Regions from separate parts of the Homo sapiens genome. Here regions 2 and 3 are each linked to region 1. Evidence: read pairs that join two places in POLR2A ChIA-PET (ENCODE). Cell type or tissue: Caco-2. All regions are shown on one strand. Links, peaks and the distances in the headings refer to the core of each region. The heading gives the core; the rest is flanking DNA.

What was found. ChIA-PET counts read pairs that join two places held together with the same protein. Peaks named below come from ENCODE experiments on the same cell type or tissue, not always from the same donor. Only the 100,000 strongest peaks of a DNase experiment are listed, where the experiment ranks them.
Region 2: POLR2A ChIA-PET joins it to region 1 with 5 read pairs; 2 of 35 experiments call an interaction of 5 or more read pairs at or near these places.
Region 3: POLR2A ChIA-PET joins it to region 1 with 5 read pairs; 6 of 35 experiments call an interaction of 5 or more read pairs at or near these places.

Annotation. Positions count from the first base shown.
Region 1 is chr16:69,346,034-69,356,116 of GRCh38, reverse strand. It overlaps TMED6 (transmembrane p24 trafficking protein 6), which reads left to right and starts at 4,331. Exons shown (of 4, transcript NM_144676.4): 1 at 4,331-4,576; 2 at 6,466-6,592; 3 at 8,181-8,329. The coding sequence starts at 4,364. It overlaps TERF2 (telomeric repeat binding factor 2), which reads left to right. Exons shown (of 10, transcript NM_005652.5): 10 at 1-550. In Caco-2, for the core only: no CTCF peak of the experiment used is centred there; a DNase peak (open chromatin) is centred at 4,326; H3K4me3 peaks cover 236 bases.
Region 2 is chr16:69,144,791-69,154,873 of GRCh38, reverse strand. UTP4 (UTP4 small subunit processome component) reads right to left here. Exons shown (of 17, transcript NM_032830.3): 7 at 4,166-4,337; 8 at 3,970-4,061; 9 at 1,194-1,290; 10 at 417-481. Among named protein-coding and RNA genes, the nearest start is that of UTP4, 17 kb to the right of the region's middle. In Caco-2, for the core only: a CTCF peak has its summit at 4,545 (motif pointing left); a DNase peak (open chromatin) is centred at 4,533.
Region 3 is chr16:69,194,667-69,204,749 of GRCh38, reverse strand. The region is part of intron 1 of SNTB2 (syntrophin beta 2); the gene reads right to left. Among named protein-coding and RNA genes, the nearest start is that of SNTB2, 13 kb to the right of the region's middle. In Caco-2, for the core only: no CTCF peak of the experiment used is centred there; a DNase peak (open chromatin) is centred at 5,234.

The DNA.
Region 1 (10,083 bases), core at 28-8,027:
ATGACAGACCAGTCCTTGTGGAATAAGATTCCCTTTAAAAACTCTTTAGCCAGTCGTGACATCAACCCTAGACCTGTCTGCCTTGGCATTTGCTGTCAACATCTGCTGGGCTATGTAGGCAGGTTAATCCTCCACTTCTCATGTGGTTGAACCAGTGTGTTTTTTGGTAAAATGGTGATTGTAGATAAGATTAGTTCCCTGATCCCCTGCCCCCTGTCCCCTGCCTCTTTTCCCAATTCCCTTCCTTATGCTGGACTTTTAAAGCTTAAAAAAAATCCGATTGAATATAAATGCCTAATTTCATTCTTTGTGAAATGGTTGCTTCCTCCTGATTCCCTAATTGTGCTGTGTTCGTGTCTTGCACTGGAATTCAACATTCCCTTCTCCTTTTGTACTGTGTTGTGCTTGCTGTCTCTCCCGGACACCCTTAAAGACTGTCTTTTTAGCAAAAAATTTCAGTAAAGTGTTTTCTGTAATCTTTTTTTAAAAGGTGAGAACTAATTATTGTCCATACTTGTAGCATTCTTCATTAAAGTCTTGCTTCTCTCAACTGTAAGTAGCTGTTTAATTGCAGCACAGCATGTATCCACAGAGGGAGGTAGCAAAATGTTAAACTTTGCTGAACTATTTTGATCAAGAAGCTGATGTCAGACTTTATTGAATGTTTTAATCCTTGGAAGCTATGTCAAACAGATGATATGGAAGTTTCCTCTTAACCTTTCAGTTTCCTCATATATCATTTCTGGGGACAAAAGAATTCCCCCTTTCTCACTTCTGAGTGAGTGAAAGGCAAGGCTTAAAGAAATGCTAAAGTTTTAAAATTCATCCATTAGGCCAGGCATGGTGGCTAATGCCTGTAATCCCAGCACTCTGGGAGGCCGAGGCAGGAGGATCACTTGAGGTCAGGAGTTCGAGACCAGCGCGGCCAACATAGTAAAACCCTATGTACTAAAAATACAAAAATTAGCTGGGCGTGGTGGCGGGTGCCTGTAATCCCAGCTATTCAGGAGGCTGAGGCACAAGAATCGCTTGAACTCGGGAGATGGAGGTTGCAACGAGCCAAGATCATGCCACTGCACTCCAGCCTGGGCAACAAAGCGAGACTCTATCTCAAAACAAAACAAAACTGGCTGGGAGCCATGGCTCACCCCTGTAATCCCAGCACTTTGCGAGGCCAAGAAGGGTAGGATCACCTGAGGTCAGGAGTTCAAGACCAGCCTGGCCAACATGGTGAAACCCCATCTCTACTAAAAATACAAAAACTTAGCCAGCCATGGTGGCAGGCGCCTGTAATCCCGACCTCTCGGGAGGCTGAGGCAGGAGAATTGCTTGAACTTGGGAGGCGGAGGTTGTGATGAGCGGAGATGGTGCCATTGCACTCCAGCCTGGGCAAAAAGAGCAAAACTCCTTCTCAAAAAAAAAAAAAAAAAGTTTAAAATTAAAAATTTTGAAAAATACAAAATTAGCCAGGCATGGTGGCAGGCGCCTGTAGTCCCAGCTACTCGGAAGGCTGAGGCAGGAGAATCGCTTGAACCGGGGAGGTGGCGGTTGCAATAAACCGAGATCGCACCACTGCACTCCAGCCTGGGTGATAGAGTGAGACTCCATCTCAAAAAAAAAAAAAATTCATCCATTAGTTACAAGTTGGAAACTTCATACAGCTTTATTACCTATTAACTGCATTTTGGGGTTTAGTACCTATTGTTCTTCTATCAACCAACCCCAACTGAAACCACAGGGAGAAGTTGAGAACTTGAGCTCCTTTCAGGCTAGCCGCCTTCTGCCTGCAGCTGGTTTGGTCTCCCTCTGAACCGGATTAGAATCCAGAAGCTTTTCTCCCCTTAACTCTCATGTGAGTCAATGGTGCTCTCCAGGTAGAGGAGTGAAACTGATGCATTTAGGGAAACAAAATATCCTAATCAGTGTTTCTTTTTATTTATTTATTTATTTATTTATTTATTTATTTATTTATTTATGAAATGGAGTCTCACTCTGTCACCCAGGCTGGAGTGCAGTGGTGCTATCTCAGCTCACTGCAAGCTCTGCCTCTGGGTTCACACCATTCTCCTGCCTCAGCCTCCTGAGTAGCTGGGACTACAGGCACCCGCCACCACACCTGGCTAATTTTTTGTATTTTTCGTAGAGATGGGGTTTCACCGTGTTAGCCAGGATGGTCTCGATCTCCTGACCTCGTGATCCGCCCACCTCAGCCTCCCAAAGTGCTGGGATTACAGGCGTGAGCCACCACACCCGGCATCAGTGTTTCTTAAACTTGAGAATGCCTATGTTCATTAATATTTTTTCACATAATTCAGTGTTGTTTTTATTATAGTTATTGAAATGTGTGCAAAGATAAAACTATGCTTACAGCTTCTGTAGAACTATAAAACTTACTATGAACTGACGATTGTTTCGCCGAAACCAAGTCACTGCTTATGGCATGACCAGTGCTAGGACTGCGACGGTGGTGGGACTCGGGTGGGGGATGCCTGTGCCACGTGTGCTGATAGAAGTTCCCAGACTCTTCTGTCACTTGAGCAAGACTGCCATAGAGCCACTGTGCTCCCAGAGTGCTGTGCTGTCATTTGGCCTTTGCTAGAACTGAACCCCATGTATAGAGTCTGTTTTCTGCCTACTTAGCTTGTGACACTTTGAGTCAATGCAAATAATTGCTGGAAGGTGTTAATGCTGTTTTGTTTTTTGTTTTTTAAGATTATGACTAAGGCTAGGCACGGTGGCTCACACCTGTAATCCTAGCACTTCAGGAGGCCAAAGCATGGGGATCACTTGAGCCCAGGAGTTTGAGACCAGCCTAGGCAACATGGCAAAACCTCATCTCTACAAACAATACAAAAATCAGCCAGGTGTGGTGGTGCACTCCTGTGGGTCCAGCTACTTGGGAGGCTGAGGTGGGAGGATCGTTTGAGCCCAAGGGGGTGAGGCTGCAGTGAGCTATGTTTGTGCCACTGCACTCCAGCCTGGAAGACAGAGTGATACCATCTCAAGGAAGCAAAAAAAAAAAAAAAAAAAAAAGATTAGGACTGAAAAATGGTTAGGCAGTGTCAGAACTCAGAGACTGACAGCTTGAGAATGAGAAACACTGTCCTGCCTGGTGGTTAAGAGCATGAGCCCCCACCGGGGACCCAGCTCTGCCAGGTGTGCTTGTGGGAGCGTGAGCCACCACTGGAATCTCTGAATGTCTGTGTCCTCATCTCTAATGCCAGAGCTCACAATACCTCCCTTGCAGGGCTATTGTGAGAATAAAATAAGATGCAGGTAAATCTTAGCTCAGTGCCTGCCATGAAGGAGGTGGGTGTTGAAATCATGAATAAAAGAATAAAGATTAAGGATGTGAATAATATAATTGTCTTTAAGTGGGTTCTGGATAGTTTTTTCCCCCATGGGTGCTGAAGAAGTCCTGAATAAAAGAAAGATCAAGGCTGGGCGTGGTGGCTCATGCCTGTAATCCCAGCATTCTGGGAGGCCGAGGCGGGTGGATTACTTGAGGTCAGGAGTTCGAGACCAGCCTGGCCAACATAGTAAAACCCTGTCTCTACTAAAAATTCAAAAATTAGCCGGGCATGGTGGCAGGCACCTGTAATTCCAGCTACTCAGGAGGCTGAGGCAGGAGAATCGCTTGAACCGGGGAGGTGGAGGTTGCAGCGAGCAGAGATCGTGCCACTGCACTCCAGCCTGGGTGACAAAGCTACGCTCCATCTCAGAAAAAAAAAAAAAAAAAAAAAAAAAGATTGAGGCTTTGGATAATATAATTGTCTTTCAGTGGGTTTGGATAGCTTTAGGTGACCGTTAGGTGAAAGGCATCAGGACGAGGACTGTCAGTGGAGGGGTCTAAGCACCATCCTCTGGCACTGTATTCATCCATTTACATCTTTGCACACACATGCTGTGATTTGCTCTGAGCTGCAGCATTGGGGAGAGAGAAGTGTTGCCCCATGTGTTTATAGGAGCAATTTGATGTAAGAGAACAATCCCCCCAGCCAACTTTTTGTCAGTGTATTCAGAAGTTGTAAACTTACCCACTATTATATCCCCAAGAAGCAGGAACTAAAAAATGACAGCCCTAATGAAGGGTGGAAAGACCTCTTCTGAGGTGGTAGATTCTATGTAGCACCCATGAAGTAGGTTTGGTAAGCCACTGAGTTTTTGAGGTGAAAGCAAAATTTCCTCCTGCGAGCCAAACATGGGAGTATCATGGCAGTTCTATGATGAATATCTATGTGTGGCCCTGAAATGGGCCGTAATGTGACTTGTGGAGTTAATCATTAGCCCAGCGGTTGTCTGAACGACTTGATTTCCCTGGGCTGCGAGCAGTTCACCTGCAGAGGAGGCTCCAGAAAGCGGCATGTCCCCTTTGCTCTTTGGGGCTGGGCTGGTCGTTCTGAATCTAGTGACGTCTGCCAGGAGCCAGAAGACAGAACCTCTAAGTGGCTCTGGGGACCAGCCACTCTTCCGTGGAGCTGATCGATATGACTTTGCCATCATGATACCTCCAGGAGGCACGGAATGCTTTTGGCAATTTGCCCACCAGACTGGATACTTCTATTTCAGTTACGAGGTATGTGGGTGACTGGCCATACTGGGGGGCTTTTTTTTTTCTCCTTTACTCATAAAGTGGGTCAGGTTTTAGGCCAAAACAAGGTCTGGTTGTCTTTATTATGCTGTGATTCCCCACCTGTTAATGAAATGGACCTGCAGTTAGAGGGAAACTCCAGCTGGGTGAATAATCACCAACAGGAGCTAAAACATATGGTTTGGCTTCTTACATCAGGGGCCATGCTCAAAGCCATGGGGCAGACGGGGTGCCTCTCCCTGAAGAGGTAATCATTACATGTACTCGGATTTGGGGATGAGAGGGGAGAGAATACATTTTTAATATATTAAAACAAAATTGGATAATGGTGCTTTGGAGACTGATCCAGAGATTTCAAAGAAGGCTGCTTCAGCTTATGGGGTGGGGGAGTAAAGGTTCTGCTGCCTTTAGGAGCAATTCTGGCAAGTCAGAGATTCACTAGGTCAAGTTTTTTGTATTCGGCCAGTTAATCCTATTTTTTTTTTTTAGGACGGTAAGTGTTTTCAAGTTACTTATTCAAAGGTCAAGTACTTTTACCCATACTATGGTCTTATATCATGCTGTCCAAGGATGGTGAACTCAGTATGAAAGTTAGAGGCTGTTCATTTCCTTTGTTCTTTATCTTAGAAATCGGTTAACTTTCTAATTTTTGTTTACATAGTAATAGACTTTGTTGATCTTACTCCACTGTAACAACATTTATTTTAAATAAACTTATCAGAGACTTTTCTTACCTCTGAATTTCTATTAGAACAGCAGCCACTACTAAGCTCACTGTGGCCTGGCCTAATCAAGATCTAGCTTGGGAGCAAGTGTCCATGGAGTGCTTGTTGTAGGTGTGCACTGCCAAGCAGCAAATGCCCAAATCTGGGACATCATTGGGGAGCTCAACCACCAAGCAAGTTCATTCAAGAACTCTACAGCCAGGCCGGGTGCGGTGGCTCACATCTGTCATCCCAGCACTTTGGGAGGCTGAGGCAGGCGGATCACCTGAGGTCAGGAGTTCGAGACCACCTTGGCCAATATGGTGAAAACGCATCTCTACTAAAAATACAAAAATTAGCCGGGCTTGGTGGCATGTGCCTGTAATCCCAGCTACTTGGGTGGCTGAGGCAGGAGAATCGCTTGAACCTGGGAGGTGGAGGTTGCAGTGAGCCAAGATCACTGCACTCCAGCCTGGGTGACAGAGCAAGACTCCGTCTCAAAAAAAATAAAAAATTCTACAGCCAGAATCGTACTTTTTTTTTTTTTTTTTTGACAGAGTGTTGCTCTGTCGCTCAGGCTGGAGTGCAGTGGCATGATCTCGAGTCACTGCAATCCCTGCCTCCCGGGTTCAAGCAATTCTCCTGCCTCAGCCTCCAAAGTAGCTGGGATTATAGGCGCACGCCACCATGCCAGGCTAATTTTTGTATTTTTTAAGTAGAGACAGGGTTTCACCATGTTAGCCAGGCTGGTCTCGAACTCCTGACCTTGTAATCTGCCCACCTCGGCCTCCCAAAGTGCTGGGATTACAGGCGTGAGCCACCGCGCCCGGCCCAGAATCATACATTTTAGTGGATCCACACTAGCTGTGTGTTCCGAGCAAGGCATGTCTTCTTCACACGGGTGCTGTTGGCATTCTGGGCAGTTCTTTGTCCTGCTGTACTGTTTCTTACATTGCAGACGTTCAGCAATGCTGTGCTGCCTCCCCTTAACACCATCACTGTGATACCTCAGAATCCTCCAATCAACTCCAAACCCCAGCAGGGGGTTGGGCAGTCCCACCCCAGACAGAGACCGCTGTGCTGATGACCGTGGGACGTCAATCTTACCACTCAGCTGGCTTCCTCGTGATGTAGCAGGGGTTCTGCTACCTATTTAATGTGTCTTGGCAGGTTCAGCGGACAGTGGGGATGTCACATGACCGGCATGTTGCTGCCACGGCACATAACCCACAGGGATTTCTCATAGACACCTCCCAGGGTGTTCGGGGCCAGATTAACTTCTCTACCCAAGAGACAGGTCTGTTTTCATTACCATGGCTATTATAATAATCATAGGGTCCTATGAAATTACAGAAATAATGAGGAAGTATACAGAGATGTTTTAACAGTAGGAAAAAAATTCAGCCTTTAACACCAAAAACCAGTGTTCCTGGAGGCTGCTGACCTCCAAGGATGCCAAGTGGCAGTCTACTGACGATTTGGGGGCAACACTCCAGGTGAGCATTCTAAGTCTAGGGTTCAGCCGCTCAATTTTATCTCATCATCTCCAGTTAATCAGATTCTGGGAAAGTGACCAAAAAACAGAGACCCATTTATAATACAGAATTCCAATTAACAAATGGATTACAGGGAAGCATGTCTTTCCAGTCATCAGAATATTTGAGTCAGTTACTAAAAGCAGATTCAGAACAAAAGAAAATGCATGATATCCATGTGAGATATCCACACTCCACAGCAAAGCACTCCTCCAGCCAGGTCAAGCCTGTCCCACTTTGGAGAGCAGCAGTGTCTTAACTGCCCTCTTTAATAGCCAGCTGCACTAAAAAAGACATTTTCTCAACAGGGGCATCAGACAGTCCTTCACTATGAAGCACAGCATGTGTATCAGTGTTAAAAGATCTTGAACAGGCTGGGCGTGGTGGCTCACACCTGTAATCTCAGCACTTTGGGAGGCCAAGGTGGGCGGATCACCTGAGGTCAGGAGTTTGCGACCAGCCTGACCAATATGGTGAAACCCCGTCTCTACTAAAAATACAAAAATTAGCTGGGTGTGGTGGCAGGCGCCTGTAATCCCAGCTACCTGGGAGGCTGAGGCAAGAGAATTGCTTGAACCTGGAGGCAGAGACTGCAGTGGGCCGAGAGCGCGCCATTGCACTCCGGTCTGGGCAACAGAGCGAGACTCGTCTAAAAAAAAAAAAGATCTTGAACATCTTTGGCCCCTACATGCCAGTAGTGCCTTCCAATCATTTTGACTTTCAAACACTGCCACACCTTTCTAATCCCACCCCACCCATCTTCTACCGGTCCTCTCCACCTTGCTCCTTCCCACCCGCTCCCCACCCCGCGCCCCCCTCCCCCCCGCACACACAAAGGGAGGCAACCCCAGCCCCAACAGATATAACCAAACCATGAGTCACTGTACACACCGCCTTGGAGGCAATCACTCCAGGAGAGCTGCTTTCATGCACTATGCATCTATTTTTTTTTTTTGTCTTTCCTAATTTCAAGTTCAAGATGGTGTCCCTAGCTTTAATTGTATACAAGGACCAGGCAAACACCATGCTCTTAACTTCAACTCAATCTGTTGAGCAGGAGTTCCTTAATACAAGATGTGGGAATTATATGTTAAAGAGAAAACATTGTTTGCCACTACCCAGTATGGAAAGAACGAGTTACTAAAATTTGGCCAAATATAATAAGTAATATTTAGTATAAGTTTAACATAAGGTCCGTGTCTTCCATGTCAAAAACGGGATCTTTGTACTTTCTAAGTAAAAAGAAGGTCCTGTAGTAGAATTCCAAAACTAGAGGACAGATACCTCCAGGGAATCCTTAACAAAGGGGAGGAGACCAAAGACTTGGTAATGATCTAAGAATTCCTACAGGTTTTTATCAGCTTTGTCTAAGTAATCAGCATAATCACTTCGGTTCTGTGCAAGTGTACCTCAACTTTGGGGTCTTCTATGAGGGGCCTGAGACTGATCACAAACAGAAGGAAAGAAAACAACTGAATGATACTCTGGATGCAATTGAGGTAAGGAAGTGTTTTGTGGAAGAGAAACATCTGTGGAAACTGATTTTTAACTTCAGAGGGAAGATGACTTCATTTAGGTAGAAACCAAACAGGCAAGGGGATGTGAATTTCTTCATAAATTATGACTTGGCTGGGCACGGTGGCTCACGCCTGTAATCCCAGCACTTTGGGAGGCCGAGGTGGGTGGATCACCTGAGGTCAGGAGTTCGAAACCAGCCTTTCCAACATGGTGAAACCCTGTCTCTACTAAAAATACAAAAATTAGCTGGGCGTGGTGGTGCGCACCTGTAATCCCAGCTACTCGGAAGGCTGAGGCAGGAGAATCGCTTGAACCCTGGGAGGCAGAGGTTGCAGTAAGCCGAGATCACGCCACTACACTCCAGTCTGGGATACAGCAAGACACCGTCTCAAAATAAATTACGACTTGAAGCTCTTGAAATTCCATCTTCGTTTTATACCAAGGGTTGGCAAACTATGTATGGCTGACAGGCCAAATCTGGCCCATTGCCTGTTTTTCTTTAAATTGAGATATAATTCATACACCGTACACCATCTAAAAGTGTGTAAGTCAGTGGTTTTTTAGTATATTCACAAGGCTGTGCAACTATCAGCATCTAATTCTGGAAGTTTATCACCCACCCCACCCTCAAAATCCCACTCCCCATTAGTCATTCTCCATTCTATTACCCCAGGCCTGCCTATCACTGTTCTACTGTCTCTATAGATTTACCTATTCTATACTTAATTTTTGAGACAGGGTCTCACTCTTGTCCAGGCTGCAGTGTGCAGTGGCTTGATCACAGCTCACTGCAGCCTCAACCTCCTGCGCTCAAGCAATCCTCCCACCTCGGCTTGCCAAAGTGCTCAGATTCAGCACTTTGAGCCACTGAGCTGAGATTACTCAGCATTATGAGCTACTGTGCCGAGATTAATCAGCACTTTGAGCCACTGTGGCTGGCCTCTATACACTTTATTTAAATGGAATCACACAGTACATGGGATTTTGTGACTGGCTTATTTTTATTATTTTTTGAGACGGAGTTTTGCTCGTTGTCCAGGCTGGAGTGCAATGGCGCAACCTCAGCTCACTGCAACCTCTGCCTCCAGGGTTCAAGTGATTCTCCTCCTCCCAAGTAGCTGGGATTACAGGCACCTCTCACCATGCCCGGCTAATTTTTGCATTTTTAGTAGAGACAGGGTTTCACCATGTTGGCCAAGCTGGTCTCAAATTCCTGACCTCAGGTGATTGGCCCGCCTCGGCCTCCCAAAGTGCTGGGATTACAGGTATGAGCCACCGCGCCCAGCCAAGACTGGCTTCTTTAATTTAGCATGTTCTCAACGTTCATCCATGTTGTAGCATGTATCAGTACTTTTCTTTTTATGGCTGAATAATACTCTCTTTTATGGATACACATTTTATTTATCCATTCATCAGTTAATGGACATGATGGATATTTAGGTTTTTCCACCTCTTGGCTATCATAACGTGGCTATGGACATTTGCATGCAAGTTTTTGTGTTAGCATGTTTTCATCTGTGTATACCTGAAAGTGGAATTACTGGAGACTGTTTACCACAGTGGCTAAACCATTTTAAACTCTTGCTAGCAGTGTATGAAGGTTCTAATTTCTCTACTTCCTCATCAACACTTATTTTTTGTTACAGTCATCCTAGTGGGTGTGAAATGTTATCTTGTGGTTTTGAGTTGCATTTCCCTAATGATTAATAATGTTGAGCATCTTTTCACGTGCGTA
Region 2 (10,083 bases), core at 988-8,987, 200 kb after region 1:
GCATGTAATCCCAGCTACTTGGGGGGCTAAAGCAGGAGAATCGCTTGAACCCAGGAGGCGGAGGTTTCGGTGAGCTGAGGTGGTGCCATTGCACTCCAGCTTGGGCAACAAGAGTGAAACTCCGTCTCAAAAATAAATAAATAAATAAATAAATAAATAAATAAATAAAAGCACATTATTTTCATAATAATATCAAAAGAAGAGAAACCTATTTCCTGTATACATCCATCTAATAAATCCTCAACGTCCTACTTATAATCACAGGAAACCCAGTCCTGGTGACACAGTCCTTCATTCAAATAGTTTTAGAATTTATACAATTTATGATGCAAACTAAGTAACCTCAAAATTCAGAATGGGAATTATGAGCCTAGAATTCAGGCTCTAGAATTCAGAGCCTAAACAAACTTCCTTACCTTTGTCTTTAGGTGCAGTAAATGATCTGCATTTTTAGAGAGTGGAAGAGTATCCCCATTCTTGCCTGAAACAAGAAACTTCCCTGAGATTTTTCTTATGAAAGAAAGAGTATTTGTACATTTTTCTTCTAAAAAGTTACTCCTTGGAAAAATGGAATCTCTATCAGTGGGAAATCAGAAAAATACAAGCTCACTGAGTAAGCTCACAATTTTTGAGGGGTATATGAAGAGAAAGCAGTGAGTACTTCTTTTGCTTCTATCCTCTGATACATCACTAATTCCCTGAAGCTCTAGTCCATAGCCAGGGACACAGGTGGAGTTTGTGTGGCCTCGATTTTAATCCACTGCAAATGAGAGGACTCAAACATTTCCTTAATAAGTCAAAAAGGCCACTAGGCTGTCACTCCAATAAGATCCATGTGATCTTCTTTTTCTACAGGATTATCATTACCCATCATTAAATCTTGTTGTTTTTCAACAGCCTGTTTTCACCTCAGTTAAGCTAGCGCAAACTACGATTCTTCAACCCTTACCTTGACTACACCCTGCAGCGCACCACCTAGAGCCATAAACTTTTAAGAGATGATCCAATATCCTGCTAAAGATTCTAATACTCTAAACAGCTTATTTGCTTTATCTAATGGGTGGGAAAACCATTAGTTAAAATGGACACAAAAGTCTACTTCAGTTTTTCTATAAGCAGAATTCCAACCGCAATTCTGATTTCTGGCTTCTCTCTCCAGTTTTCTTATTGAAAAAAACGTGCTCCCATCTTACCTGTTGCAACTGTGGATCCCAGTCGCCAAAGTTCTAAGTGATGAGCAAACTGGAAGAGGAGAAGCTGCCTCTTTTTAGAACAGGAGATGAGACATCGCTATATCCAAGAATCAAGAAGTTAAAAAAATAAGTCAGGGTCATCTACTGCCTTAGTACCAGATACAGTAGCACCACCTTAGCACATTTTTTACTGCTGAAATCCATTTCCTTGATAAATATTTCCTAAGTACTCCCATATGCCAGGCACTGCCCTGAGATCTATGAAGACGATGATGAATTAAAACATAGCTACTGCTCTCAACATGCTTCTAAAGGGGTGACACAGAATTAAATCAGCAATTAGACTTCAGTGTGCCAAGAATTTTAACACGGCTAAACACAGTATGTACTGAAAAATAAGGAGACAGGACATCTAACCTAGCTGTGTGGTGGTAAATACAGAAGCCCAGATGAGGTTCACTGGGAAAGACCAGTCAGGCGAAGGAGGCAGGGCAGAACATTCTGAGGAGGGTGATGGCATGTGACATAGCTCAAAGGTAAGAGTATTTGAGGGAACAAAAAGACCTTGAGAATGGCTAGCCTGGGTGGGGGTGCTACAAGCACGAGAGGTGCAAAAAGAAGCTGAAGGGCCAGGCCTGGATGGAGACAGGTTCTATAAGACACACTAAGGAAACTGTCTTTATGCTGAAGCCAACAGGGATAACCAGAGGCTTTGAAGCATGGAGTGATGAACAAAGGTGCTTTAAAACAGATCAATGGGCCTGGAGCAGTGGCTCATGCCTGTAATGCCAGCAATCGAGAGGCTGAGGTGCGAGGATTGCTTGAGACCAGGAGTTTGAGACTGGCCTGGGCAAGATAGTGAGATCTTGCCTCTATTAAAAAAAATAAAAAATAAAAAAATTAGCCGAGGCCGGGCACAGTGGCTCATGCCTGTAATCCCAGCACTTTGGGAGGCCAAGGCAGGTGGATCACCTGAGGTCAGGAGTTCAAGACCAGCCTGGCCAACATGGTGAAACCCTGTCTCTACTAAAAATACAAAAAAAATTACCTAGGCGTGGTGGCGGGTGCCTGTAATCCCAGCTACTAGGGAGGCTGAGGCAGGAGAATCGCTTGAACCCAGGAGACTGAGGTTGCAGTGAGCCGAGATTTCACTACTACACTCCAGCCTGGGCAACAAGAGCAAAGCTCTGTCTCAAAAAAAAAAAAAAAAAAAAAAGAAAAACAGAAATTAGCTGAGCCTGGTGGCGCATGCCTGCAGCTCCAGCAACTCGGGAGGCTGATGTGGGAGGACTGCTTGAGCTCAAGAAGCAGAGGTTACAGTGAGCCAAGATTACACCACTGCAGTGCAGCCTGGGTGACGGAGCAAGACCTTGTCTCAAAAAAACAAAAACAAATAAAATAAAATAAGATCAATGAAGAATAGGCTAGAATGACACAAATGCAAATAAAAGGACATGATTAAGAAGCTACTGTAAAGGAACCCAGATGAGAAAAGACACTGATCCAAACTAGGATGATGCCAGCGTAGACAAAGAGAAATGAATGACTCGATTCAAGAGATTATGAGGACTATGTTCAACCTCATCAAACCATATGCATTAAATATGTATGATTTTTAATATATCAAGTATGCCTCAATAGAGCTGTTGATCTATCTATCTATCTATCTATATCTATAACATATGTATAAAGATACTGATGAGTAGACTCAATGAGGTTTACTGCTTGAATGAATGGGGCAGCAGGTGTGGGGAGCAAGTTTTCTAGCTTGGGAAGATGGTACCATTTACCTAGAACACTGGAAGCCTGGGTTTTCCCGCTCCCACCCAGAATAGAGCCTACCCTGAAAGACAAACTAACAAAATTCCCATAACCCACAACTATTTGGAAAAGGGAAAAATTTCCCCAGAAACTGAACTAGGTGTGCTGCTGCATATCTCCTGCCCCCATAAATGTCTTTGCAGTGGCTTGCCTCAAAAACAGAAGGAATGAAGAAGGTAGCTACAGAAAGTCCTACAATATCTCCATGTCCCAGATGGTTAAAAAAAAAAAAAAGGCAGGGGCTGGGCACAGTGGCTCACGCCTGTAAGCCCAGCACTTTGGGAGGCCGAGGCGGGCGTATCACGAAGTCAGGAGATCAAGACCATCCTGGTTAACACAGTGAAACCCCACCTCTACTAAAAATAAAAAAATTAGCCGGGCGTGGTGGTGGGCACCTGTAGTCCCAGCCACTCGGAAGGCTGAGGCAGGAGAATGGCATGAACCTGGGAGGCGGAGCTTGCAGTGAGTGGAGTCGCACCACTGCACTCCAGCCTGGGCGACAGAGAGAGACTCAGTCTCAAAAAAAAAAAAAAAGAAAAAAAAAGGACCACAAAGCTGAGCGTGGTGGCTCACACTTGTAATACCAGCACTTTGGGAGGCTGAGGCGGGCAGATCACCTGAGGTTGGGAGTTCCGAGATCAGCCTGACCAACATGGAAAAACCCAGTCTCTACTAAAGATATAAAATTAGCTGAGCGCGGTGGCGCATGCCTGTAATCCCAGCTACTCGGGAGGCTGAGGCAGGAGAATCGCTTGAACCCGGGAGGTGGAGGTTGTGGTGAGCCGAGATCGCGCCATTGCACTCCAGCCTGGGCAACAAGAGCAAACTCTGTCTCAAAAAAAAAAAAAAAGTCCTACAAATTTGCCGAGCGTGAGCTGTGTTCAGAGCTTGTGGGACAGGGGGACACAGGGATGGGGAGATGAGGGGTTAGCAGGGGCTTGGAATGGACACTTACGTGGGGAAAGGTGATTTTTCGGAGAGCGGCATCGTAATTCTTTACTTCCACCTTCTCCATGAGAGGACGAAAGACTAAGTGGGTGTCAGTGCCTGGGAAAGCAGGGGAGAAGGTGTACAGAATTAGAAGTCATCCTCACGAGAACAGCCAGAACTGGGCAGGGTAAAGCAGCAGCCTCACCAGAGGGGGAACCCACCTCCAGATATCAGCGCTGTTGGGCTGTGGGCCACAGTGCGCACGTCATGAGTGTGATGCTGGAACGGTTTTGTCCGCACCCACTGCTTCTCACTGCTGTTAGATGTCACAGGGACCAGCTGAAAATGGAAGACTGTTCCCTCGGCTGTGCCCACCACGAAACTGTCTTCTTGCTGAGGAATTAAATCATGAGGGAGGTACACGTAAGCAAAACAAGGTCTGGTTGGAAAAATATTCCGAGGCTTTCTGTCTCAGCAGCTTAGGGGTAAACCTATGCCCAGAATCAGTAGGAAAGTTACAAGGGTCTTTTCCTTCCAGAAGCTAAGGATTCCATCAAAGGAGCAAGCTCAGACACTGGTAACAATGCGCCCCCTACTGACAAAATTAACGTCTACAGTACAGCAACGCTTCATATACCCAACATAGATCTCCTTAGAATAGCATTGAGAGAGAGAAAATACCTAGGACCTACTTGAGAAATTTAAATCCTTCGAAAGAACATAAGAGAAAACCTAACAAAGAAATTCATATCATGTTATTTAATACGAATATTTAACATGATCAAGTTATTATCACTAAAGAAATGTATTAAACCAATAAAAATACTGAAAATCCTTTATTTGGAACTAGAACAGGTGTTTCTTAATAACGTTTATTTCATTAAAAATATCCAAGAAACATCAGCCAGGCATGGTGGCTCACTCCTATAATCCCAGCACTTTGAGAAGCTGAGCTGGGTGGATCACTTGAGGCCAGGAGTTTGAGACCAGCCTGGCCAACATGGTGAACCCCGTCGCTACTAAAAATACAAAAATTAGCTGGGCGTGGTGGCGCATGCCTGTAATCCCAACTATTTGGACGGCTGAGGCACGAGAATCACTTGAACCTGGGAGGCAGAGGTTGCAGTACGCCAAGATCGCACCACTGCACTCCAGCCTGGGCAACAGGGCGAGACTCTGGCTTAAAAAAAGAAAAAAAAATGCAAGAAACACCAATAAAAAAGTTTCTTAAATAAACAAGGTGGGCAGAGCAGCACAAACCTGTAGTCCCAGCTACTCAGGAGACTGGGTAGGAGGATCACTTGAGCCCAGAAGTTGGAGACCAGTCTGCACAACATAGTGAGACCTCATCTTTTTTTGTTTGTTTGTTTGTATTTTTTGAGACGGAGTTTCGCTCTGTCACCCAGGCTGGAGGGCAGTGGCATGATCTCGGCTCACTGCAACCTCTGCCGTCCCGGGTTCAAGAGATTCTCCCACCTCAGGCTCCCAAGTAGCTGGGATTACAGGCACACACCACCACACCCGGCTAATTTTTGTTTTTGTTTTTTTTGAGACAGAGTTTCACTCTTGTCGCCCAGGCTGGAGTGCAATGGCGCGATCTCAGCTCACCACAACCCCTGCCTCCTTGGTTCAAGCCATTCTTCTGCCTCAGCCTCCTGAGTAGCTGGGATTACAGGCGTGCGCCACCATGCCTGGTTAATTTTTGTATTATTAGTAGAGATGGGGTTTCACCATGTTGTCCAGGCTGGTCTCAAACTCCTGACCTAGGGGATATACCCTCCTCGGCCTCCCAAAGTGCTGGGATTACAGGTGTGAGTCACCGTGCCCAGGCTTGTATTTATTTTTCAGTATAGACAGGGTTTTACCACGTTTGCCAGGCTGGTCTCAAACTCCTGACCTCAGGTGATCCGCCCGCCTCAGCCTCCCAAAGTCTCATCTTTAAAAAGAATGAAAGAAATAAACAAGAAAAAACAAAACAAAACAAAAAAACACAACTCACAACACAAAAAACCCAAACAAGAGTAGTAATGTGGCTAGATGTGATGGCTCACATCTGTAATCCCGCACTTTGGAAGGCAGGAGAATCACTTCAACCCAGGAATTTGAGACCAACCTGGGCAACATAGTGAGACTGCATCTCTACAAAAAATGTTAAAAACTTAGCCTGGTGGTGCATGCCTGTAGTCCCAGCCACTTGGGAGGCTGAGGTAGGATTGCTCGAGCCTGGGAGGCAGAGGCTGCAGTGAGCCAGGATTACACCACTGCACTCCACCTGGGTGACAGAGCAAGACCGTGTCTCAAAAAAAAAAAAAAAAAGTAATGAAGATATACATCCAAAAGAATTGAAGGCAGGAACTCAAACAGCTATACTAATACAGATTGAAGATTCCTAATCCAGGGCCAGGCGTGGTGGCTCAGGCCTGTAATCACAGCACCTTGGGAGGCTGAGGCGGGCGGATCACTTGAGGTCGGGGTTAGAGACCAGCCTGGCCAACATGATAAAACCCCGTCTCTATTAAAAATACAAAAATTAGGCCGGGCGCAGTGGCTCACATCTGTAATTCCAACACTTTGGGAAGCCGAGGCGGGCGGATCACTTGAAGTCAGGGGTTAGACACCAGCCTGGCCAACATAATGAAACCCCGTCTCTATTAAAAATACAAAAATTAGGCTGGGCACGGTGGCTCACGCCTGTAATTCCAGCACTTTGGGAGGCCGAGGCGGGCAGATCACAAGGTCAGGAGATCAAGACCATCCTGGCTAACACGGTGAAAACCCATCTCTACTGAAAAAAAAAATACAAAAAATTAGCCGGGTGTGGTGGCGGGCGCCTGTAGTCCCAGCTACTTGGGAAGCTGAGGCAGGAGAATGGGGCGTGAACCAGGGAGGCGGAGCTTGCAGTGAGCGGAGATCACGCCACTGCACTCCAGCCTAGGCGACAGAGCAAGATTCCGTCTCGAAAAACAAAACAAACAAACAAAACAACAAAACAAAAATTAGACAGGCGTGGTGGCATGAGCCTGTAGTCCCAGCTAAAAAGAAAAAAAAAGGATTCCTAATCCAAAATCCGAAACTTTTTGAGTGCTAACATGACACCACAAGTAGAAAACTTCACATCTGACCTCATCTGCTGGATCACAGTCAAAACTGTGTTTCATGCACAAAATGAATAAAATATTGTACAAAACTACCGTCAGGCTATGTGTATCAGGGACGTATGAAACATAAATGCATTTCTTGTATAGGCTGGGGTCCCATCCCCAAGATATCTCATTATGTATATGCAAATATTCCAAAATCCAAAAAAAAATCCAAAATCTGAAACACTTCTGGTTCCAAGCACAACCAGATCAGAGACACTCAACCTGTACTTGTACCTCAATGTTCAGAGTAGCATTATTATTTTTTGTTTGTTTGTTTGTTTGGAGACAGAGTCTTGCTCTGTCACCCAGGCTGGAGTGCAGCGGGGTGATCTCAGATCACTGCAACCTCCGCCTCCCTGGTTCAAGCGATTCTCCTGCCTCAGCCTCCCGAGTAGCTGGGACTACAGGCGCATACCGCCACGCCCAGCTAATTTTTTTGTATTTTAGTAGAGACAGAGTTTCACCATGTTGCCCAGGCTGGTCTGGAACTCCTGAGCTCAGCCAATCCACCCGCATCGGCCTCCCAAAGTGGTAGGTTTACAGGCGTGAGTCACCACGCCCGGCTTATTATTATTATTATTATTATTATTATTATTATTATTATTATTTTGAGCTGGAGTTGCACTCTGTTGACCAGGCTGGAGTGCAATGGCACGATCTCAGCTCACTGCAACGTCTATCTCCCGGGTTCAAGCAATTCTCCCGCCTCAGCCTCCCAAGTAGCTGGGATTACAGGCACGCAGCACCATGCAGGCTAATTTTTGTATTTTTTTTTTTTTTTTTTTGAGGCAGAGTCTCGCTCTGTCGCCCAGGCTGGAGTGCAGTGGCGCGATCGCACTCAATGCAAGCTCCGCCTCTCTGGTTCACGCCATTCTCCTGCCTCAGCCTCACGAGTAGCTGGGACTACAGGCGCCCGCCACCACACCCGGCTAATTTTTTGTATTTTTTTTTTTTAGTAGAGATGGGGTTTCACCATGTTAGCCGGGATGGTCTTGATCTCCTGACCTCGTGATCCACCCGCCTCGGCCTCCCAAAGTGCTAGGATTACAGGCGTGAGCCACCGCGCCCGGCTTAATTTTTGTATTTTTAGTAGAGACAGGGTTTCATCATACTGGCCAGGCTGGTCTCGAACTCCTGACCTCAACTGATCCACCCGCCTTGGTCTCCCAAAGTGCTGGGATTACAGGCGTGAGCCACCGCACCTGGCCTAGAGCAGCATTATTTACAACAGCCGAAAGATGGAAACAACCCAAACGTCCACTAATAGATGAATGGATAAACAGAACACACACACAAATATTATGCAGTCTTAGTAAGGAATGAAATACTGATAATGCTGCAAGATGGATGAACCTTGAGAACAATATGCTAAGTAAAATAAGCCAGATACAAAATAACAAATGTTATAAGCAAATTCATAGGAACAGAAAGTAGAATAGAGGTGACCAGAGGCTGAGAGAAGGGAGGAATGAGGAGGTAGTGTTTAATGAGTACAGGTTTCTGTTTGTGGTGATGAAAAAATTCTGAAAATGGATAGTGGTGATAGCTGTACAACAACGTGAATGAACTTTATTCCACTGAAATGTACACTTTTAAAATAGTTTAAAAGTAAATAATGTGGGGAGAATTACAAAACTAATGGTAAAAAGACTAAAGTTTGGAATATCTTTTTTTTTCTTTTTTTTTTTTTGAGACAGAGTCTCTGTTGCCCAGGCTGGAGCACAACGGCACAATCTCGGCTCACTGCAACCTCTGCCTCCCGGGTTGAACTGCTTGAAATATTTTACCAGTTCCCTCATTAAGGAATTACAGAAAATCGGACTTATTTCCATTTCATACTTGTATGAATCATGATTATAACTTTTTTCTGCCTAATCATCATTTAGTAACCTTTTTCACAGATAAGGAAACCAGAGCTCCAAAGGGTTTAAAGCCATGACAAACACGGCCATCTGGCTCCAAAGCCTGTGCTCTGGGAACACCACACTGCCTTAACCTTATGCCAACTCTCTTGCAGGGTCATGACTGTGTACCAGAAAGGAAAGCATTTTCCAAGGACAGCACATAAGGTGGCCCTGAGGAGCCTCTCCCTCTTCTCTAAAGACACTACTTAAAAACCATTAGCCTAAGACAAAAGTGGACATACCCAGCAGCTTAGGAACTCAAACACTCCCCCACCTCCAACGACACAGTTTACTTAATTTACAAAAAAAAAAAGAAAAAGAAAAAGAAAAAGCCAGGGGCGGTGGCTCATGCCTGTATTTTCAGCACTTTGGGAGGCCGAGGCTGGTGGATCACCTGAGGTCAGGAGTTCAAAACCAGCCATGGTAAAACCCAGTCTCTACTACAATTACAAAAATTAGCCTGGCATGGTGGCATGCACCTGTAATCCTAGCTACTTGGGAGGCTGAGTCAGGAGAATCGCTTGAACCCAGGAGACAGAGGTTGTAGTGAGCCGAGACTGCACCACTGCACTCCAGCCTGGGAGACAGAGTGAGAGACTGTCTCAAAAAAATTTTTTAAAAAGGGTAGTTTTCTCAAAGTCCCATCCAGAGAGAGATTTGGAAGACAAGGACTTCTCCTTTACTCTGTATTCTCTTTCTCTTAGGTGAAATCATTATTATTATTATTATTATTGTTATTTGAGATGGAGTCCTGCTTTTGTCGCCCAGGCTGGAGGGCAATGGCATGATCTCGGCTCACTGCAACCTCCGACTCCCGGGTTCAAGTGATTCTCCTGCCTCAGTCTCCCAAGTAGATGGGATTATAGGCGCCCACCACCACGCCCAGCTAATTTTTGCATTTTTAGTAGAGACAGGGTTTCACCATGTTGACCAGGCTCGTCTTGAACTCCTGACCTCAGGTGATCCGTCCGCCTTGGCCTCCCAAAGTGCTGGGACTACAGGCGTGAGTCACCATGCCCGGCCAATAATTAACTCTTAAGTATAATAATTACAACTGCTGTGGATTAAAACTCTATTTTTAAAGGGGAATTT
Region 3 (10,083 bases), core at 1,036-9,035, 150 kb after region 1:
TACTGAAGGGGCAAATGCTGCAGATTTCCATACACTGGCAGATCAACTGAAAATATCTTGCTTCCATTTAAAACTCAATGTTCTTAGTATGTTTTAGTTTTCCCAGAGCTTAAACTCCACAGTCAATTCATTTAGGTTGTGGAAATTAACTTGAGATCTTTTCTTTCCACAAAGCAAAATTAATGAATCATCTGTCCTTGTGAAAAATTTGTGATTCTGAAAGAATTTAAAATTCATGTTGGGAAAGGCCTGAGGTACTGTATTTAAAAGGGATTGTGGCAAAGCCTGACTTCTTAATAACTACTGTCTCAACATGTTTTTCTTTTGAGGAGCAATAATATTCCATATATGGAATAAGACCTGATGGCACACAACCCAAAGATTCTGGTGCCCAGTGGGAGACTTCTGGTGCTTCTAGCAAGCCTATGGAAGCAACTGCAGCTGAGCAGCAGTGCTGTTCACTTCTGCTTCCTCATACTACAAGTGAAGAAGAGTACTCACCAGTCTTTAGCTGATCAGACAATATTAAGAGGAAGTTCTCAATAAATAATAGATTCTGGCCAGGCACAGTAGCTCACGCCTGTAATCCCAGCATTTGGGAAACTGAGGCTGGTGGATCGCTTGAGGTCAGAAGTTCGAGACCAGCCTGGCCAACATGGTGAAACTCCGGCTCCACTAAAAATACAAAAATTAGCCAGGCGTGGTGGCGGGTGCCTGTAATTCCAGCTCCTTGGGAGGCTGAGGCAGGAGAATTGCTTGAACCTGGGAGGTGGAGGTTGCAGTAAGCCGGGATCGCGCCACTACGCTCCAGCCTGGGCGACAGAGCAATACTCCATCTCAGAAATAATAATAATAATTGGGAGGCTGAGGCAGGAGAACGCTTGAACCTGGGAGGCGGAGGTTGCAGTGAGCTGAGATCGTGCCATTGCACTCCAGCCTGGGCAAGAAGAGTGAAACTCCGCCTCAAAAATAAGAATTATTATTATTATTAATAAACAAGCAATGGATTCCCACTGCAATAAAAAAGGGAAAGGGAGGGTTTATGGAAACTGTTTTAAATGGAAAAGAAAGGCAAAAATCCAAAGGTTAATACTATCTGTAAAAATTCCAGAACCACACACAGTGGCTCAGTCTGTAATCCCAGCACTTTGGGAGGCTTAGGTAGGAGGATCACTTGAGGCCAGAAATTCAAGGCAAGCCTGGGCAACAGAGCAATATCCTGTCTCTGCAAAACAATTAAAAAATTAGCCAGGCATGGTGACATGTACCACTAATTCCAGCTACTCGAGAGGCTAAGGCAGGAGGATTGCTTAAGGTCAGGAGGTCAAAACTAGTTACAGTGAGCTATAATCATGCCAGTGCACTCCAGCCCAGGAGACAGAGTGAGACCCTGTCTCTTAAAATAAACAAAACAAAACAACAATAACAAAAACGCTGGGCGCAGTGGCTCACGCCTGTAATCCCAGCACTTTGGGAGGCTGAGGTGGGCAGATCACCTGAGGTCAGGAGTTCGAGACCAGCCTAGCCAACACGGCAAAACCCCATTTCTACTAAAAGTACAAAAATTAGCCAGGCGTGGTGGTGGGCGCCTGTAATCCCAGCTACTAGGAGGCTGAGGCAGGAGAATTGCTTGAATCCGGGAGATGGAGGTTGCAGTGAGCTGAGATCGCGCCCCTGAGCTCTAGCCTGGGCAACAAGAGCGAGACTCTGTCTCAAAAAAAAAGAAAACAGGCTGTGCACAGTGGCTCACACCTTTAATCCTAGAACTTTGGGAGGCTAAGGTAGGAGGATCAGTTAAGGCCAGGAGTTCAAGATGAGCCTGGGAAACATGGCAAAACCCTGTATCTACAAAAAATACAAAATTTATCAGATGTGGCCAGGCGTGCTGGGTCACGCCTATAATCCCAATACTTTGGGAGGCTGAGGCGGGCAGATCACTTGAGGCCAGGAGGTCGAGACCAGCCTGGCCAACATGGCGAAACCCCATCTCTACTAAAAATACAAAAATTAGCCAGGCGTGGTGGCACATGCCTGTAGTCTCAGCTACCTGGGAGGCTGAAGCACGAGAATTGCTTGAACCCGGGAGGCAGAGGTTGCAGTGAACCAAGATCATGCCACTGCACTCCAGCCTGGGAGACAGAGCGAGACGTCGTCTCAAAAAAATAAAAAATAAAAAAAAAATTACTGAATGTGGTAGTGTGTGTCTGTAATCCCAGCTACTCAGGAGGCTGAGGTGGGAGGATCACCTGAGCCTGGGAGATGGAGGCTGCAGTAAGATATGATCATGCCACTGCATTCCAGCCTGGGTAACAGAGTGAAACCCTATCTCAAAAAAGAAAAAAAAAAATTCTAACAGTTCATAAAGTTCACAGCCTACATTTAGTATGAATAGTAACTACCATACTATTTTCCATTATAAACTAAGAATGTATGTTTGTTCAAAGTAATGCCTACTAACTAGGGACATGTGAGGAGTTACTCCTTGTTTTCTTTATAAGCCTTAAGATGAAAGTTAGGAAGCACATGAACAATGAGAAAGCCTCCAAGTCAGAGAACAGAGGAGACAGGGCCAGAAACTCTAGCCCCTTCATTAAACAGTAAGTGACTGCAAAGAAGTTTGCCTCAGTCACGGTTAAATGTGAAGGGATAACTGAAAGGCTGGGGACAAAAAGGTACAGCTAAACATCACAGACACTCAGGTAATGGCTGAAATTATAGGTGCAGATGAGCTAAACATCAGGTGTAAACAAGGAGAATGAGTCAGGGCCCTATCAGCTTGTGTTGCTTCACTGGTCTGCTCCTAAACTAAGCAGCATTCGTTTCTCCAGACATGCAGACTGATATCCTGAAGCAATTTTCCATCCAGGTATGAAGCACAGAAGAAGAGGACAATTAACAATTTTAGAGGCACTCAAAAAAAATAATAATAATACTATTGAATTCTCATGTTTTAACCAAACTCAAAATTATTACCCTCCAAATACGAAATCTAAAATAACTATTCAAACTCTTTTTTCTGACAATCTGAGAATAATTTCTCAAACATTTTTGGTTTTTTGGTTTGCTCTGGGCTTTTTGTTTTGTTTTCTGAGAAGTATTGTTGACAATAATCTAACAAAATTAACATTCCTTTCAGCTGTACACTGTATCCAAACCTGGCTAACACCCAATGATTTAGCAACGTTACCCACCCTCAATTTTAAACACACATCTCTTTCATAAAGAATTTTAGATTTCTTCAAATGGATAAAATACCTTACTAAGCAGTATTAAAGGATTTTATGTCCCCGCCTCCCTAATCCTTTCCATTTTGCTATGTTTTTTCCTATTCAGCACCACATCAACATCACATAAATAAGTTGGCCTGCTGCTTTAAATACAGATCTACATTTAAGAGAGTTTTACAAGTTATAAGATGGCAACTTTTTGGCTTAGTGCATTCTCTCCCATTTATTGGTGTTAATGAGGAGTCCTTCTAGTTCAGTGACATTAATACTATTTCAATGCTAGCAATATACAAGGTGCTTAAATAAAAGGTAAAGAAGCCATCAAAATCCATTAAATAAGCATCTGTTCACATGTAATATTTATTATTTCAGGTGGTAACTTTTAAGCCAGGATGCTGTTTTCCTATGGCTTTCCTGAATGTTCTGCTTTCAAACCAGGCCCCTGGAGGCCCTGAAAGTGTGATGAGGAGTAATTATTTTAAAAAGCAGAGAAATGACTCGATTTGTCTGAGTTTTCAGTGACATATAAACGAATTGGCTGCAGCAACTCGGTAAAGTGTTTGGTAAAAGTTACAGAGCAGTCTTCTGCCATTACCCCACAAGAAGAAAATAATGAGGATCTCTCAACTTTATCAGTCAGGTGAGGGTAAAGTAAAAGCAAACAAAAATAGAGTCAATATACAAACATTACTTCAAGATGGATCACAGGGCCAGACTCGGTGGCTCACACCTGTAATCCCAGAAATTTGGGAAGCCAAGGCTGGAGGATGACTTGAGCTTAGGAGTTCAAGACCAGCCTGGACATTGTAGCAAGACCCCCATCTCTATTTAAAAACAAAACAAAAATAAAATAAATAAACGAAACAAAACATAGTACAATATAATGAAAACTCATGTACTCAATTTTATCACTGTTAACATTCTCAGTTTCACTAACAAAAAACCCCCATGAACCTCTCCTTGACGCCATTTATCTTCCTCCTGCTCTAGCAGTTATATCCTAAATTTGATGTATCACGAATGTGTTGTTTTTCTTGTATTTCAACCCATGGGCCTGAAAAATAAAGCATATTCCAAAAGCATTCATACCTGTAATCTGATGTGTATTCCACCCTTCTAGTGGAAGGATGGTACAGTCTGGAGGAGTAGAATGCCTGACAGAAAAATAATTTCATACTAGCGTGCTGATGCTAAGAAATAGGTATTACATTTCTGTAAAAGAAATTGATTCCCCATTTTGTCAAAATACGCCTAATATCTAAATTCCTAAACTCACTGTAAGCAAATGTGCTTGACAACAATGGCCAACACAAATAAGTATATTTATGTTAAAAATGTCCCCCTCCTTTGGGAGGCCGAGGCAGGCGGATCACGAGGTCAGGAGATTGAGACCATCCTGGCTAACACGGTGAAACCCCATCTCTACTAAAAATACAAAAAATTAGCTGGGTGTGGTGGCACGCATCTGTAGTCCTAGCTACTCAAGAGGCTGCGGCAGGAGAATCGCTTGAACCCGGGAGATGGAGGTTGCGGTGAGCTGAGATCGTGCCACTGCACTCCAGCCTGGGCGACAGAGGGAGATTCTGTCTCAAAAAAAAAAAGTCTCTGTCTTCCCAGTAATAGCATGGATCTAAAATAAAACATTTTTTAAAAGTCCCCCTTTCTCCTGATTTTTCACACTAAAAAGTGGAAGGAATTATTTGGCATCTAAGTCTTAAACTTTGGCCTTTTTTTTCAATTTTCATTAAGATTGCAAATCTTCATTATGAGAGTCTTGCCCATTCACTAAAGAACAAATGAAGACACCTCAAGGTACACAATAATCAGTGACAAAATTAACTGCAATCTAGATTGCTCAATATTTCTCTCTTTGCTAAGTGATTCATCTGCGCTTAAGAGAAAAAGATCGCCTTTTTTTTTTTTTTTTGAGGCAGTGTTTCACTCTGTTGTCCAGACCTGGAGTGCAGTGGTGCAATCATGGCTCACCAAAGCGTCCACCTCCCAGGCTCAAGTGATCCTCCCACCTCAACCTCCCAACTAGCTGGGACTACAGGCGTGAGCCACTGCGCCAGGCCAACATCGCTTTAATTAATGCTGCCTGTGTAGATTTGAAGGCGATTAGCTGCTAGTTAAAATGAAAGGTGGAAGAGCAAAAGCCGATTTATCTGCAAATCTACAACATAAAATATTTTATCTGGCACTTCACATCTTTAGCACAACAAATGAAGCTCACAATAAGGTATTGTAAATCTTGAGGTTCCATCTGAATCATCAAACTAAGATTCAATTATAGCTAAAATATTTTTAGTGTTAAAAATCATTATTATAGGCCAGGCGTGGTGGCTCACGCCTGTAATCCCAGCACTTTGGCAGGCTAAGGCGGGTGAATCACCTGAAGTCAGGAGTTCAAGACCTACCTAACCAACACGGAGAAACCCATCTCTACTAAAAATACAAAATTAGCTGGACATGGTGGCGTGCGCCTGTAATCCCAGCTACTCGGGAGGCTGAGGCAGGAGAATCACTTGAGCCTGGGAGGCAGAGGTTGCAGTGAGCCGAGATCGTGCCATTGCACTCCAGCCCGAGCAACAAGAGTGAAACTGTCTCAAAAAAAAAAAAAAAAAAACATTATTATATTCTAAATCTCTGACAATCCATGCATTTGCGTACAGTCAGTTCATATTAACTCTTCATTCTCTATTTCATATTTAGAATTGTAAAATATGAGCTGGAAGGGATCTTATTTTTAATAGGTAAGAAACATACTGCTTATAATGCTGAAATTATTTTTTGCCAAGGTCACACAAAGTTAACAGCCATCCGAAATGTTTTGCTGTATTTTTTCCCAAGAAAAATCAGGTAATTTTTGTAACTACATCCAGATGTTTGGAGATGTCTTAACAATCTCAAAGATTTCTTTTCAGACCCAAGCACAGAAGAAGTAGGAGAGGATATGAGAAATAAAGAGAATAATGGGAGGAAACATGTAAGTGGTAGAGGAATAAGAATGGACTACATCTTCCTACCAACCACACACAAACTCCTTAAAGAGAAGCAGAGGCAGAACGTGCAATGAAGACATTTCTCTTGTCAAAAATACACATGTGAAAAATAGGCCAGGCATGAGGACTCACATCTGTAATCCCAGCACTTTGGGAGGCCGAGGCTGGTGGATTGCCTGAGCTCAAGAGTTCAAGACCAGCCTGGGCGACATGGCGAAACCCTGTCTTACCAAAAGTACAAAAAACTAGCTGGGCGTGGTGGTGTAGGACTGTAGTCCCAGCTACTCAGGAGGCTGAGGCAGGAGAATCGCTTGAACCCGCGAGGTGGAGGTTGCAGTGAGCTGAGATTGCCACTGCACTCCAGCCTAGGCGACAGAGCGAGGCTCTGTTCCCCTACCCCCCAAAAAAAAAAAAAAAAAAAATCAACTCTGTTACATTGTAAAGGACAACAGAGATCAATATCAAAACATCTCTGGTGAAGAATGGTTTCCAGAATTCACTTTAGTCTTTCATTGCTGTTTTTAGCAGAATTTGTATTTGCCCAGAGCCAGTTTAATTTTTTCAATTACTTTGTGTTCATTGTAAAAAATATGTATTTTTATCCTAGAATGTAATTAATAATCTTTGAAGAGACAATACAGAATCCATAGTACTCAAAAAAATTATCTACACTACTAGTGGTTTTCTAAAATGTTGCCATCCCTTACTGCAATGAAAACAGAGCTAACAATGTAAATACTTTTACTGGCCAACAATTACAGCAAAATGAGGCAAATCAAAGACATTTAGTGTTCAGTAAAACAGATTTTGTTTCATTTGGGCAAAGATTTACTTGTAAAGATGAATATACTTTGGAGAATGCTACTTTGTTAAAACTGGTGTTTTCCAAAAGTAAAATAACATAGTAATATATCAAAAGTAAAAGCAGTAACAAAAAAGTTTGGCTAGAATAATTACAAAAGAAAAATTAATTTTTACATTACAAAACAGTTTGCAGATAATGAATACAATTATTACAAGATATTTCAGAAGTCAGTTATATTACTAATAAAATATTTAAACTATTTTTAAAAAGGGGTACAGAGCCTTGAAAATGGGCTATTTCATCAAATCTGTTTGCTGAAGTTTGAACATCACTGCTTGTTCCAGTCTTTGCTCTCTAGACATGCCTTTCCCCTCTAAACATGCCCTCCATCCTTCCCACCACCCACACCTATTCCATGTCCCACCCTTCTCTCACTTGACCCAAAATACATTCCTACTACTTGCTCACTTATTCCAAGTTCTCTCAGCATTTGTCTACCACTTATAATGTATGAAATACTTTGGATTCACTTATGTGCAGTTTATTAGTATTTACAAACCCATTTTGGGTACTTCTTAAAAGTAAAATCTTTGGGGCTTACATATTCTATTTCTCTCAGAGTGTCTAACAGAGTGTAGTTATTCAATATGAGTTGATTAATTACATACAGCTTTAGGTCCAGCATGAAAAAAAAAAATGAGGAAAAGACTGAGAGACATTAACTGGATAACCTCCAGATAGATGCAACAACACAGAATCCAAAGCACAATTTTCCTGAAAATTAAGCCAATCATAACAATAAATCCTGTCTTTAGACTTGCTAGCTTCTTAACCCAAACTGATCCACCAGAGAGGCAGTCTATTATAATGGTTAATATCAAAGGCTGTGTAGTTTGATAAATCTGAGTAACTAATCTTGCCTCTATCACCTACAAATTCTATAACCTTGCACTGACTGTTTAATCTTCCAGGACTCAATTTATTTATATTTTATATGGGGATGATGCCACCTGACTCACAGGGCTGTTAAAAGAATAAGTTGTGGCCAGGTGCGGTGGCTCACGCCTGTAATCCCAGGACTTTGGGAGGCCAAGGTGGGCAGATCACAAGGTCAGGAGTTCGAGACCAGCCTGACCAATATGGTGAAACTCCATCTCTACTAAAAATACAAAAATTAGCCGGGCATGGTAGCGCGTGTCTGTAATCCCAGCTACTCAGGAGGCTGAGGCAGGAGAATCGCTTGAACCCAGGAGGCAGAGGTTGCAGTGAGCCGAGATCACACCACTACACTCCAGCCTGGGTGACAGGGCCAAACCCCATCTCAAAAAAAAAAAAAAAAGAAAAAGAAAAGAAAAACAAAGTTGTGATCATAAAGAGCTTAGCAGAGTAAGCTCTCCATAAGTGTCATTATTATCTATTTTGATTCCTTTTGTTTTTAAAAATGTACAACTTAGCCACTTTTGTTTTTTCTCTTTTTGAGACAGGGTCTTGCTCCATTGCCCAAGCTGGAGTATAGTGGCTCAAACATGGCTCACTGCAGCCTCAATCTCCCGAGCTCAAGTGATCCTCCCACCTCAGCCTCCCAAGTAGCTGGGACCACAGGCACTCGCCACCTCACCTGGCTAATTTTTTACATGTTTTGTAGAGACAGGGTCTCGCCATGTTGTGCAGGCTGGTCTTGAACTACTAGGCTGAAGTGATTCCACCTGGACCTCCCAAAGTGCTGGGATTACAGGTGTGAGCCAACATGCCCGGCCAAAATTATTTTAAGCCCTATAGCCTGTTATAGTGTACATAAGTTAACCTAGCAACCACCCCACTCCAGATTTTATAGTCTGGTGAGGCTGCCAACCTCAATACACAAGGGATGGGCACGTGACACAGGTCTAGATTGCAGTCTCCATCATTTTGGTAATAGTGATAGGTCCGAGGAACTGGCAAAGCAGAACTATTGGAGTCCTTCCTATCTCCAAACTGATAATGTGAGTGGTAAAAGAACCCTCCAGTTTTTCTTACAGGGGTTAGTTATTAAGTTAAGGCAATATGTTCCTAGAGCTGCAGGCACCATCTTAGCTGACTATACAGAATTAGACCCTCCACAGCAGGAGATGTTGCAGCCAAGATAATTTGAGCCTTTGGATCCCACTGAACCTAAACCTAGATCCACCCCCGGTCTCAGGAGTTACATAAGGCAATACATTCCACTTCTGCTTAAATTAGTTGGTTTTGGGTTTCTGCAACCAAAATAATTCTTACTAAAAAAAAAAAAAAATGCAAACCAGGAACAGTAATTAGTTCATGCCTGTAATCCCAACTACTCCAGAGGTTAAGGCAAGAGGATCACCTGAGCCCAAGAGTTCAGGGCTGCAGTAAGCAATGATCATGCCATTGTACTCCAACCTGGGCAACAGAGTGAAACCCTGTCTCTAAAAAAAAATAATAACAACAAATAGATACTTTTTAAAAATTAAAAATAAATCATATACGTCTATTTTGATAAACAAAGATTTTTCTCCGTCTCTGACTTCAAAAGCTGCCCCTGAGCTCTATATACTTTTGTTGAGCTCTATATACTTTTGTTGTTCTACCTATAAAAATATGATCTCAATGCAGTTACAAACTTGCTTGAAATTCATAGAAATGTGATGTTCAAAATACCAATAAAATACTGAAAATAATTTATTATTCACTTGACATGTCAAGCATTTTTTAAAAGCTCCAACAAGCTCACCTGTACCTAAGCAAATTTATTATTCTGACTTTTGTTTTACAGCTGTCTATAATGTTTCTAAATCTCTTAATATGGTGGTTTCTCCTTTAATCTATATTATCTTCTGATGGTTTTAGAGCAATGTAATGAATGTCTGCTATTTATGCCTGCCTAGCATCCATTCCCCCTTCTTCTGTTAACATCACCTTAATTCTCCTTTGAGAAACCCCCACTTTCAGTCCATGTGGTTCTAGGAAAATTGCCCCATTCCCTGGGTACAGGTCTGAGGTGACCTGATATAGGCCTGGCCAAATAGAACATCTGGTACCCCTCAGCCAC